Regions from separate parts of the Homo sapiens genome. Here region 2 is linked to region 1. The links are chromatin contacts, found by Hi-C in ENCODE. All regions are on one chromosome and are shown on one strand. Each heading gives the region's core, a stretch centred on a gene start or an enhancer-like site at or near the end of the contact. The rest is flanking DNA. Distances are from core to core; before and after follow the strand shown. Region 1 holds the start of MFSD6 (major facilitator superfamily domain containing 6). Region 2 has its middle 37 kb from the start of GLS.

Region 1 (5,898 bases), core at 1,432-3,931:
TTGCCCAGGCTGGAGTGCAGTGGCGCGATCTCGGCTCACTGCAACCTCCACCTCCCGGATTCAAGCAATTCTCTACCTCAGCCCCCTGAGTAGCTGGGATTCCAGGCGCCCGCCACCACGCTCAGCTAATTTTTGTATTTTTATTACAGGTGGGATTTCACCATCTTGGCCAGGCTGGTCTTGAACTCCTGACTTCGTGATCCACCTGCCTCGGCCTCCCAAAGTGCTGGGATTACAGGCATGAGCCACCTTGCCCAGCCATTTTTTTCATTTAATATACAGCATCTTGATTTTTCAGCCAATGTGCAAAATAGCTAGCAGACACACATTTTTTGCATTTCTTCCTTTCCCTATAATGAGATTGCCAAATTAAGATTTGCTGTCAAAGGAAGTAAAACAAAGAAACCTGTCAGCTTCATACTGCCTTCAATCTACAACTGGTGAGGACAAAAGGGTAAACATACACACATTAATATACATACGTAATAAATATATAAATTATCCTACATGGCTAAATGTTAACATAAGTAATACATGTACATTGAAATCAAGTTAATTTTCAAAGGCACGAAGCTAAGGAAGACATCTGCGTAGGTGGAGAGACTTAATAGGTTCTGATTAGGGAGGGACACCATGTGGAAATTTCCTGGGCTTTGGAGCCAGAAACATGAGGTCAAATTTAACTCTACCTCTTACTGATTATGTGGTTTGTGTAAGTTGCTTAACCCTTCTGAGCTTCCTTTTTGTCATGCACAGAACTAGGGGAAAGATTTATCTTACAGAGATTGAGATACTAAATGTTTACAATGGTGTCTTGAACATAATAAGTACCCAAAAAAATGCCTTAATACTGTTAATAGTCCAGACACTATATATGATGGAATTGGTGATCCAATACTCACACCACCAAATACCTGTGAACTCTGCTTTTTGTCTTTGTGTTTTATTTGCCTTCACGCTTTTATATTTATTTGTATAGAGATGGAAAGTGCCTTAGAAATAAACTGCTGTAAACATGAAGGACACACAACTACTTAGTAGCTTTAATGCATTATTGAAGTGATGTTCTCTCCTCCTGTTTCCCCAGAGCATCCTGCACTGGGCTCATTAACAATGTCCCATCCTTCCCCTAAGCAATCCTAAATTTTACTTACACCTCGTGATAAATACAAGCCATCTGACTATCACTAAACAGCTGACCATATCCTGCACCTCTGCTAGCAGCTTGACGTGTCAAAAGCCAAGCTTCCCAAAGAGGAGGATCCTATCCTTTTACTTAACAAGGCTAAAACAGATGCATACACTTTTAGCTGGCTAGTGCCCACATCTTGGGGAAAGGACCTACCAAGTACACATCTCCTTTTATTACATATTTTAGTCAACTGTATGTCCACCCACCCTTCACATTCATCTATACTTAAGAGGTTAGATTTCTAGAAAATCATGGACTTCTAGAAGGATTAGGGGAAATTTTGGCCACTATAATATCCAACCATCCTCTTTTCCATGTGAGAAAACTGGGGCTCAGGAAGATGTGACATGCCCAAGCACACACATCTATTTAAATACCAGTTGGGATTAGAACCCCAACTCTTTAAGTCTTTTGCACACTAATAAGCAAGGTATTATATGTTCCAGTAGTTCTGTGAGGTGCTTATTCAATCTTTTTGGGATGAAAAGAAACGTCCGTGGTTGCGAATGCATAAAGGTAATTAACCCACCTGTCTGTCCATGTGGGGATGGGATTAACGAGGGGGAAAGTTGCGTTTGTATTTTTCCACCATCTTACCTAAATTTGCAGGAAAATTGCTCTATGGGCAATAAATATGACCCAGAAAGACTAGCAACCCCCAGTAGTATCTCAAAAGGGCTCCAGAGACATGTTAGACCAAGTGGAAGTAAAGCACGAGGTGGGGGATGTCTGCTAGGATGGTGGCTGGCAGAGCAGAGGTATTTTTTTTTCCGTATTTATTAACCTGGGAGGGCAGACGTTGTCAATTTCCTCCTCCTGCCACACAAGTGGCCGCGTCCTTGTCACTGGGGCTGTGTGGAGGTTCTCACCTCCTCCTTTTTCCCAGGGATGTTTATGGCGAGGGCGCGGGTCGGCCCGGGCGGAGGAGGACCCGGGCATCGGCGCTCACCCTCCGTCCCCACCCGCGGCAGCAGCTGTGGGCGCCCGGCGAGGGCTCCCTGGGCAGCGCCTTTGTTTTCCCGACTCCAGTTACGTTTGCGGAAGTGCTGCCAGCACGGGGCGCGCTGGGGGCGCAGGCGGCAGCCTCCCCCAGCACCCCACAAAGATGACACCCGACACGGAAGCCGGGGGAGGGAGGGAGGGAGGGAGCGGCGGGCGAGCGAGGCCCGAGCGGAGACAGCGGCGCACGCTGGGCTCCGAGCCCCGGCCCCGAAGCCCCTTTCCCGGCAGCAGGTGTGCGCGGCTGAGGTGCCTACCCGCCCTCCGGCTGGGCCCGTGCGGGGCGGGGGAGGCCAGGGCGGGTCTGCGAGCCCCTTCTCCGCAAGCCGGGCCCGACTCACCTGCTGCGGCGGCGGCAGCGCTCAGCTGCGCGGGGCGCGGGGAGCCCTGTCCCCGGAGCACGGGGCGGCGGCTCGGGGCGCCGGGGCGGCGGCTGTCGGGGCAGCGCGCACCATCCCGGGCTGCTCGCGCGCTCCTCCGGGGCTGCGACGGGCTGGGCGGGGCGCGGCGAGGCGAGGCGAGGGATGCGGACCGGGTGGGGCCACGGAGGACGGAGGCGGAGGGCCCAGCGCTCCCGCCGGCGCGACCTTCTCTCCCGCTGCGGCTCCTCCTCCTCCCCGGCCCCGGCCTCACAGTCGCCGCCGCCGGTCACTACCGGCTGGACCCGTTTCAGGGCCGGGCGCTGAGGACCGGCCGCCAGGTGCAGCGCTCCGCCTCCTGCGGCGGCGGCGGATGCGTCGACTGCCCGCTCCCGGCCTCCAGCCCGCCCCGGCGGCCCGGAGGGACACCTGAACCCAGCCGGGCCCGGGGAGCACGCTGAGGAGGCGAAAGCACTGGGCGAGGCTCCATCCCTACCGCACCCTCCACCCCCCCGCACCCCCAAGCGACTTCCGCTGAGCCCCCAGGCAATGAGTGCGGGCCAGGAAATGTGGGGGAAAATGTACTAACATCCCTTATTCCTTGAGCGCCTTTTAAGTGGCACACACAATGCTAATGCTGTCAGTGCGTTATCTCCGCGTCTGTCCCAGGTTGACCCGGGAGGGAGGAGCCGGCGGGGTGCGGGAGACAAACGATCTGTGAGTTTCGGGGCTCACCAAGAAGGGGGAACACTGAGACGAAGGCACCCTTTTTCAGGAAGCTGCTACTGGCATCTTGCTGAAAAGCCAACCGTGTGTGTCGCACTAAGAATATAATTAAAGTTGTATTTCTAGTTAAACACGCAGAGAGTTGGGGGAGAGTGGAGTATTCACTTGGCAAGTATGTCTGTGTGCCTGTGATGGGCTTTGGGGGATGCCACATCCTGTTCTTAAGGAGTTTATTGTCTTGTTCTGGCAACAACGACAAGAGTGACAATGGTAGCTAACGGCAACAACGACAAGAGTGACAATGGTAGCTAACGCTTATAAACATCGATTATGTACGGGGCACTGTGTAGGTACTCTTTGAGCCTTATAACCCTATAGGTGTAGGAAACGTTATTCCCATTTTACAACTGAGGAAAGCCGAGGCTGAAAGTTAATGTGACCCATCCAAAGTTACTAAACAGCGAAAGGGAAAGCAGGCTTCTTTTGTCTCCAGGCTTTAAGCTCTTAACCGTGAAATCATACTGGTAAGAATTTGATAGGCCCTGAAGTTTCTGAATTTTGAGTCCCTCTTTAGGAAGAATAAAACAATTACAAATACGAAGTTTCTAGGGCCCCTTCCTGAGCTTATGAAGGGTCTCTGAAGCTTAAACTATAGTAGCCTCATGCTAAATCCACTTTCAATATTGACGTAGATATTCAATCATTTCTTTCTCCAGGCATTTCTTTCTCCTGTCAGGAACACGAGACACTGGTCCCCTCCTTGAAACTCTTCCCTTCTCTTCTTTTGGTGCTCCGTAAGTGTTGGATTTTCCTCCTTGAAACTCTCCCCTCCTCTGCCTTCTGTGACCCACAAGTCTTGGGTTTTCCTCTTCCTCTCTGGCCACTCCCCTTTGCTCCACTTGAGTTTTAGTTTTCCTTGGGTTTTGTTCTAGGCTTTCCTTTCTTCTGATTCTGTTTGTTTCTGCGAATTCTCTCACTCCTTGGCTTCAATCACAGAATATTTGAGGGTGCTCCAAAAGCCCTCTCTCGGGGTCAGCTTTTCTCCTGAGGGCCAGATCCTTATGGCCAGTTGTCCAGTGGGATGTGTCACAGGCACCCCAACCTCACTAAGTGCCACGTCAATGTTTCTTTACCTTCTGTTCTTCCCCTACTCGTTTTTTTTTTTTAAGATGGAGTCTCACTCTGTCGCCCAGGCCGGATTGCAGTGGCGTGATCTCAGCTCACTGCAACCTCTGCCTCCCGGGTTCAAGTGATTCTCCTACCTCAGCCTCCTGAATAGCTGGGATTACAGGCATGTGCCACCATGTCTGGCTAATTTTTGTATTTTTAGTAGAGATGGGGTCTCACCGTGTTGGCCAAGCTGGTCTCAAACTCCTGACCTCAAATGATCCCCCCACTTCAGCCTCCCAAAGTACTGGGATTACAGGTGTGAGCCACTGCACCCGGCCCCTCATTCACTCTTGCTTCTGGGTTCCCAGACTCTGGGGTCCCAAACAGCCATCCACCCAGTTGTACAAGGCCCTTCTTCTCAATGCTCCTTTCACCCTTATACCCATGCCCAGTGTATTAGTTACCTATTGCTGCTGTAACAAGTTATCGTAAACTTTGTGGATTAAAACACACATTTATTATCTTACGATTCTGGAGGTCAAGAGTCCAAAATGGGTTTTAGTGAACTAAAACCAAGGTGACTACAAGGCTGTATTCTTTCTGTAGGCTGTAGAGAATAACCCATTTCTTTTACCTTTTCCACTTCTAGGGGCTGCTCACATACTTTGGCTCATGGACCCTTCCTCCATCTTCAAAGCACACCACTCTAACCTCAGCCACAATCCTCACATTGCCTTTTCTGACTCTGACCCTCATTACATTGGGTTCACCTTCATCATCTAGCGTAATCTCCTCCTTTCAAGAATCTTAATCCCATCATCAAAGTCCCTTTTACCATGAAGCATATTCACAGGCTCCTGGGATTGAGACATGGACATCTACAGCGGGCCATGACTCTGTCTATGACATCCAGTCAGATGCCAAACTCTTGATTCTACCTTTTCAAATATCTCTAGCACCTGTCCTCTTCTCTCCATCCCTGTGCTATCCTAATCTCTGTTATCTCTCCTTTGCCTGCAAAATTTCTCTGGTCTCTCTGCCTCAAAATGTTCTCTCATCCAATCAACTTTTCACTTTGCCACCAAAGTAATCTGTTTTCTTTTCTTTTCTTTTCGACAGGATCTTGCTCTGTCACTCAGGCTGGAGTGCAGTGGTGTGATCATAGCTTACTGTAACCTCGAACTCCTGGGCTCAAGGGATCCTCACACCTCAGCCTCCCAGGTAGCTGGGACTACAGGTGCATACCACCATACCCAGCCAATTTTTAATTTTTTTTGTACAGGTGGAGTCTCACTATGTTTTAGGAGAGGAGCAATGTTGGCTGGTTGCACAGCTAGGAGGTACAATACAATGTGAAGGGTGCCTCATGGTGTTGCACAATCCTATGAGACAGCAAAGAAATTACATGGTAAGGTGTTTGTAAAGATTCTTTTGGTGTTGGGCGTAGTGGCTCATGCGTGTAATCCCAACACTTTGGGAGGCCAAGGTGGGCGAATCACTTGAGCCCAGGAG
Region 2 (5,898 bases), core at 1,148-3,647, 440 kb before region 1:
TGTTTTTCTGATTACATTGCACATGTTAGTGCTTGTTCAGTTCACTGACTACACATGCAAGCACCATTTAGCCTATGACCTTATGGTTAGTGTTTTTAGGGCAGTTTTTATCCATTAAGTATTTTTCGTGGTGATTTCTGTTTTATTAAATTGTTTTTAGTACAGAATCCTATCAAACACTTCCAAAAACATTATATCTATTGCTATGCTTAGCAAGACATTTAGTTTTTTTTGTTCTCTAAGAAGTCTAAAATGTTATTTAGACAGGATTTCCCCCGATAAAATAAAATATATTTTCTACCAACATTAAGTGTGTACAAGTTTTCAATGATCTTTTATTCCACAGTAGATGCCATCATTAAACCTTAGAAAGAGATGAGACTGCGCCGCTCCCCTGCCCTTTTAAAAAATCAATAAAAGACAGAATAATAAGCTGAGAAAGAGAAGTCAGAGAGGTAGAACTCTCCAAAAAGCCAGGGGAAGTTTAAAGAAAGAAGGTCAATAGAGTCAAATGATGCAGAGATGTCAAGGATAGAAACAGAAATTATTGTGATTTAGTGAGTCAAAGTGACCTTTTTGTGTCTTTGAATCGAGGGGTGAGATGTAATACAATAGTGCAGAGCGTGGAGGAGTAAATGACAGGTGAGCAAGGGAGGATAAAGAGGAGCAGTGCTTTTTCAACAAGTTTGTGGAGGGAAAACTTTTGTGTTTTTAAAGTAAGGAGACTTATGTCTCCTTGAAGGCTGAGGAAGACAAAACATAGAAAGTGCAGGACTAAAGGGGTGAGCGTGTAAATGGGGTATGGCTGGAACCTGGAGGATAGAAAAGGAGAGGAGGATGGGGTATGTGTGGAAAGAATCACACAGCAGAAAACACGCAAAGATAGAGGTAAATCAAAGGGGAAGACAGAAGCTGAAGGAGTTTGCCACTCTTGGTCTCAGTTTTCTATGTGGGGTAGGTGGTAGTTTTATTTGCTGAGTGGGTATGTGAGTGGAATAAGGTTGCCCCTTCACAAGGGAGAGTGGAAGCTGAAATTCCCAAGGGAACATCTTTTTCTATTTCTTACAAAGGCACCATAAGGAGTAGCTATGGCCTTTGGTAAGAACTTTAATATTAATAAAAGTGGCGAAATATTGGAAAAATATCTGTTTCTAAGGAGTCGTTCTATAAATGGTTAGCTAATTCGTTGTAGATGACCTAAGCATGATCACAATTTGATCTAATTCCTCTAATTTGTTTTTGCAGAAGCAAAATGTGGCTTGGGAATCCCCTGATCCTCCTAAAGCAAGACATTAAATTTGGGCTTATTATATTTCAACTGGACTCTACCATTTAGTGATTTTAGAGTCTTCTAGTATTCATTTTTGAGTCCCTCAAGATACTCAAGTATACTTCTTGAGTTTTTTTTTGACATGTCTAAATTTTAGTTGATACATTTAACACATGTGCTTCTGTGATACCTTCTTACTTTTTGAAAATTGCCTTTCCTTGTATAGCATTGTTCTTTATATTACCAGTCTCATTTAGCCTTTTTTTTTTGGAAGAAACTGATCTGATCTTTTTATTAGTTTTTTTTTCCCCCTGCGGGTTAGGATTCTTTTAATGGTCTATTATTTTAATTTTTTCACTTTTCTCATGGACAATCTCCACATTTTATGTCATTTCTTTTTCTTGAAGTAACTAACCTTGAATGGAAAAATTGGTATTTTTCTTTTCCCACCAGCATGTTGAATCATCCATTTGTCTGGTAACTTGAGACAGCCGGTAGAGGAGTCACAAGAGTAGGTACCTTTCCATGAGCTCACCTCTGTTCCACTCCCATCTCATAAAGGGTGTGACAGATACTTCACAGAAGGCAAGGAGAAAACAGGTCAGAAGTATGTTATTGGGGGCTTAGCACTGATTTTGGTTCTGACAAGCTGGCCACTCAGAGACAGCAGTAGCTATGTCTGTCTCAGTATGTGGTAGACCATGCTGTTGGGCCCATATATATATAGCCTCCATGCCTGCCACTGGGGCTACTTCATTCACGTACCCACTGTGTCAGTTCTGGGATGACTAAAATCAACTGGGTGAGTCATTTTGTCTACTTATCTGTTGAGTACTTTTTTCATGGTAGTTGCTATTTGCTGAACATTAAGGGACAATACAAAAAATCTTCACACTTCATGCCCCCTCCCATGTTTGTTCACAGATTCAGCAATTTGTCTTTTACTTTGGAGGTAATGGCCAGTGGACTCCTAAATATTTCACTGTACTAGCAGGTCCTGAGTCTTTGTAGAGTTCATCTTCCACCCTTTGGAGCATGTATCTAACCAAGGCTTCTAGCATACTGGCCACCTCTTCCTCTTTTGTCCAGTCATCATGATTTTATTGATGTGATGAATCAGGGTGGTGTTCTGAGGGACTCATAGGTGATTCAGACCTTTTCAGACAAAATTATGGCAAAGGGTAAGAGTGTTACCATAGCCCCAAGACAAAATCGGAGATCAATATTATTGTCTATTTCATCTGAATTCAAACCTTTTCTGATCTTCTTTCCTAATTGGAATGGAAAAGAATATGTTGTCCAAATCAATGGCTAAAAACTAGGTACCTGAAGTTTTATTAATCTGCTTAGCACAGTATCACATCTGGCACAGTAACTATAATCATCAGGTTTACTACTTGATTAAGTCTGTAATAGTACACAGTTATTCTCCAGGACCCAGCTGGTTTCTGCACGGACCACATTGGTGAGTTAAACAGAAATGGAGTGATTACTACTCCTGCATCATTTAAGTTTTTAATTGTAGCAATCATTTCTACCATCTCATGGGATATGATAGTATTTGTTTGTTTGTTTGCTTGCTTGTTTGTTTGTTTTGAGACAGAGTCTCGTTCTGTCACCCAGGCTGGTGTGCAGTGGCGCCATCTCAGCTCACTGCAACCTCTGCCTCCCGGGTTCAAGCAGTTCTCCTGCCTCAGCCTCCTGAGTACCTGGGATTACAGGCACGTGCCACCACGCCTGGCTAATTTTTGTATTTTTAGTAGAGAAGAGGTTTCTCCATGTTGGTCAGGCTGGTCTTGAACTCCCGACCTCAGGTGATCCGCCTGCCTCGGCCTCCCAAACTGCTGGGATTACAGGCATGGGACACTGTGCCTGGCGATACTGTTTTTTTAATTTATTATCTTGGCTAGGGTTTGGGGACAGTTTCAGAGGTTTCCACTTAACCTCTTCCCCTATGATAGCCCAAGGACCGAATGTGGGAGTTATTCCAAATGCTAAGCCAATTCCAATGATATTCTCAGGAACTTGGGAAATGACCACTGAGTCGATTCCTGAATCCAGTGGGTGAAATTTTAGCCAACTCGTTTATTACCTGGCCCTGTAGACCACCACACTAGTGGAGGTGGAGGGGACCATAACCATGCTTTGAATCTCTAGATATCAGTATTATCTCTGCTTCTGACTAATAATCCTAAAAATGTTTATTTGTAGGCACCATCCACCCTCCCCATGCATTTTAAATGCCTGCATCATCATATTTGCTACAGCATTTTACTTCACCAGGATATTTTTCCAGGTCATCATGAGTGAAGTCTTGAGCCACTGAGCCACTACCACCTTGTGCCAAATACTATCTGTGCCCTGCCTGCCAACCAGGATGACAACCCTTCACCTGCCAGGTGGTGAGTGAGCCAGTCCCAAATTCCTACTTTGTCACCTGTTTTCTCAGCCCATTTCTCAACATCAGTACCATTGGTGTTGACTTGGGTCCTCCAAGAGTCAGGCTTCAAGATAGGATAGAGGAAAAAGAGGTTTGTTAGGGGCAATGTCTGTGAGAGAAAAATAAGGTAGGTAGGGGGTAGAAAATGAAGGCCAGGAGAACCGTCAGACTGCACAACCCAGGCCTGACCTGGTTGGATGAGTGAAAAAAAGGAAGAGAATTGGGAGAATCACCCTAGACTTCAGTTTAGCTCTAAGAAAGTTTGGCAAATATTGGGAAATCTTAGAGTCAAAGTTGCCTATCAGAGGAGCTCTGTGACTCTCAGAAGCAGGTCTGCCTTAGTATCCCTATATTGCTCAGTCATTGGCTAAAAGCAGCCTGTAGGAAGCACGAATTTGGCTCAAATACAATGATGATTTCAGAGCACAGCAGCCAAGGGTGCCCACAGGCAGAAATCTGAAAGGTGCATTTTCATAGTTACCACAGATCAGAACAGTTGGAGGATCGTGAAGAAGAGCAATAATTATTTTTGTAGGCAAATAATAATAGATAACCGGTATGCAAGAAGAAAAGATGATCTTTCGTGAAACAAGGTACATTCTCTCCTCCTTTGGGTTGACCTGTCAGTTCACTGACATGAATCTATTGGTTGAAAGCTGATTAAGCAGCAAAGGTCTACACACAGTACGAATACCCAGAAAGAGCAAATGTAGATCATTGCAATGTCCTTGAGTGACAAGGGGGTGGAGGCAGAGAGAGAAGCTCTGCTGATTCAGACTAGAGGGAATTTTCCACCCATCACAAAGGTTTGGCTTACATTCTAGAATCTAGACAGTGACTGAGCAACATATGCTAGAAAGTTGGTGCTCTGCTGAAATTGGGCCCCGAGATATTTTTGGAAACTTTGATGCCCATGAGGAGGGAAAACTGCCAATTTGAAGTGAGAAGAGTGTTTTCGTGTCTCTAAATGTAGAGTTTATGGTTTAGTTTTTGAGAAAATTACTATTTCGAAAAATAATCACTGTGTTGGACACTTAAGAGAAATTGAGCAGGACCCAATTTGGAATTCAGACAATTAAGACTTTGAGGAGTTAAACTATGAAAATTTGTCTCCATTGAGGATGGAGATATATTTCTGTGGATTGTGTCCTTTAGGAGAATGTTTCTTTTCTGAACAAGGAGTTAAATTTCATTGTGTCTGAAACTATTCTTGAGTGGTGCTTTTGTGTCATCCTGGGTGAGCCTTCAGAAAGAGGAGGTAAGGAGTGGAGAGCCACTTGGGCAGAAGCGATATGGAGGTATGCATTTATATTATGCTGGAGAAGAGACCCTAAAGGGAGTGGACTGGGTTTGCAAATTCCCATGTTGGACCAAGCTTTTCTGATGTTGTTCTGAATTATGTAACTAAACACCTACTCAGTCTTTATTAGTTTGTTTTAGAAAAATAAACCATTTTATTCAATTGCTCAATTATTATTGAAGTCCTTCTAGGCTCAGGCACTATTTTAGTCACTTGGAGTATGTCAGTGACAAACACAAAAAGCCCCTGCCCTGTGAAGCTTATTTCTTATCCCTTGGATGTTCTATCACTGGAAAAGTTAGTCTTGGGTTGGAAATGGGACAAGGAGAAGTAATTTCTTCTGTCTTGGCCTTGGGCATTAGGGCCTCCGTTCTGGGAAAGGACAATGTGCTCAAGAAAGCGCTCAGTGGAAGAAGTGAGCCAGCCCTGTAACATGTTGGCTGGCTGGCAGCCAAAGTGAGAGACATCCAACTGAGGACTGCTGTGGAGGGTCCTTGGCTTGTGGACTCTGAGAACTACTATATCTGGCATAAGGTTTTAAACTATCAGGGAAGTTCCCTTCTGTTACCTACCAACCCTTCAGGGAAGTCTTGTTAAGGAATACAGCCTGATCTTAGCTACCACTGTGGGGATTTGAATGCCTTTGACCTCCATGGGGGTGAAGTGGTATGAAAGGCCGTTCCAGTGTCTGGCAGTAATGAAATCTGACCCTCAGAACAGAGCAGCAGTCCCGAATCAGCTGATGGGCTGAGGTGGCAAGTCATTGTGCCTTTATCAAACAAGGGAGCCCTTCCTGGGAATTTCCTGAAATACTTGGGAAGTAGATCCTGGTAAAAATTGGACTACCTGAAGTTAAGTTTGGACTATTGTCAAAATCCTAAAGCCAAG

Evidence for each region. A loop is a pair of places that touch in the nucleus more often than their neighbours do. Pooled maps may share reads with other maps.
Region 2: a pooled map shows a loop between it and region 1 (4-fold over the local background). The contact joins the enhancer-like site here to the promoter of MFSD6 in region 1. A Hi-C loop is called at or near these places in 4 of 50 pooled maps.

What each region holds. Positions count from the first base shown.
Region 1 is chr2:190,405,138-190,411,035 of GRCh38, reverse strand. It overlaps MFSD6 (major facilitator superfamily domain containing 6), which reads right to left and starts at 2,681. Exons shown (of 8, transcript NM_017694.4): 1 at 2,533-2,681. RefSeq lists a silencer at 2,061-3,100 and an enhancer at 3,361-3,410.
Region 2 is chr2:190,840,535-190,846,432 of GRCh38, reverse strand. No RefSeq gene overlaps it. Among named protein-coding and RNA genes, the nearest start is that of GLS, 37 kb to the left of the region's middle. RefSeq lists an enhancer at 1,909-3,108. Within about 2 kb of position 2,397, at least 4 of the 41 ENCODE cell types and tissues checked have a DNase peak (open chromatin) inside an H3K27ac peak, as active enhancers do.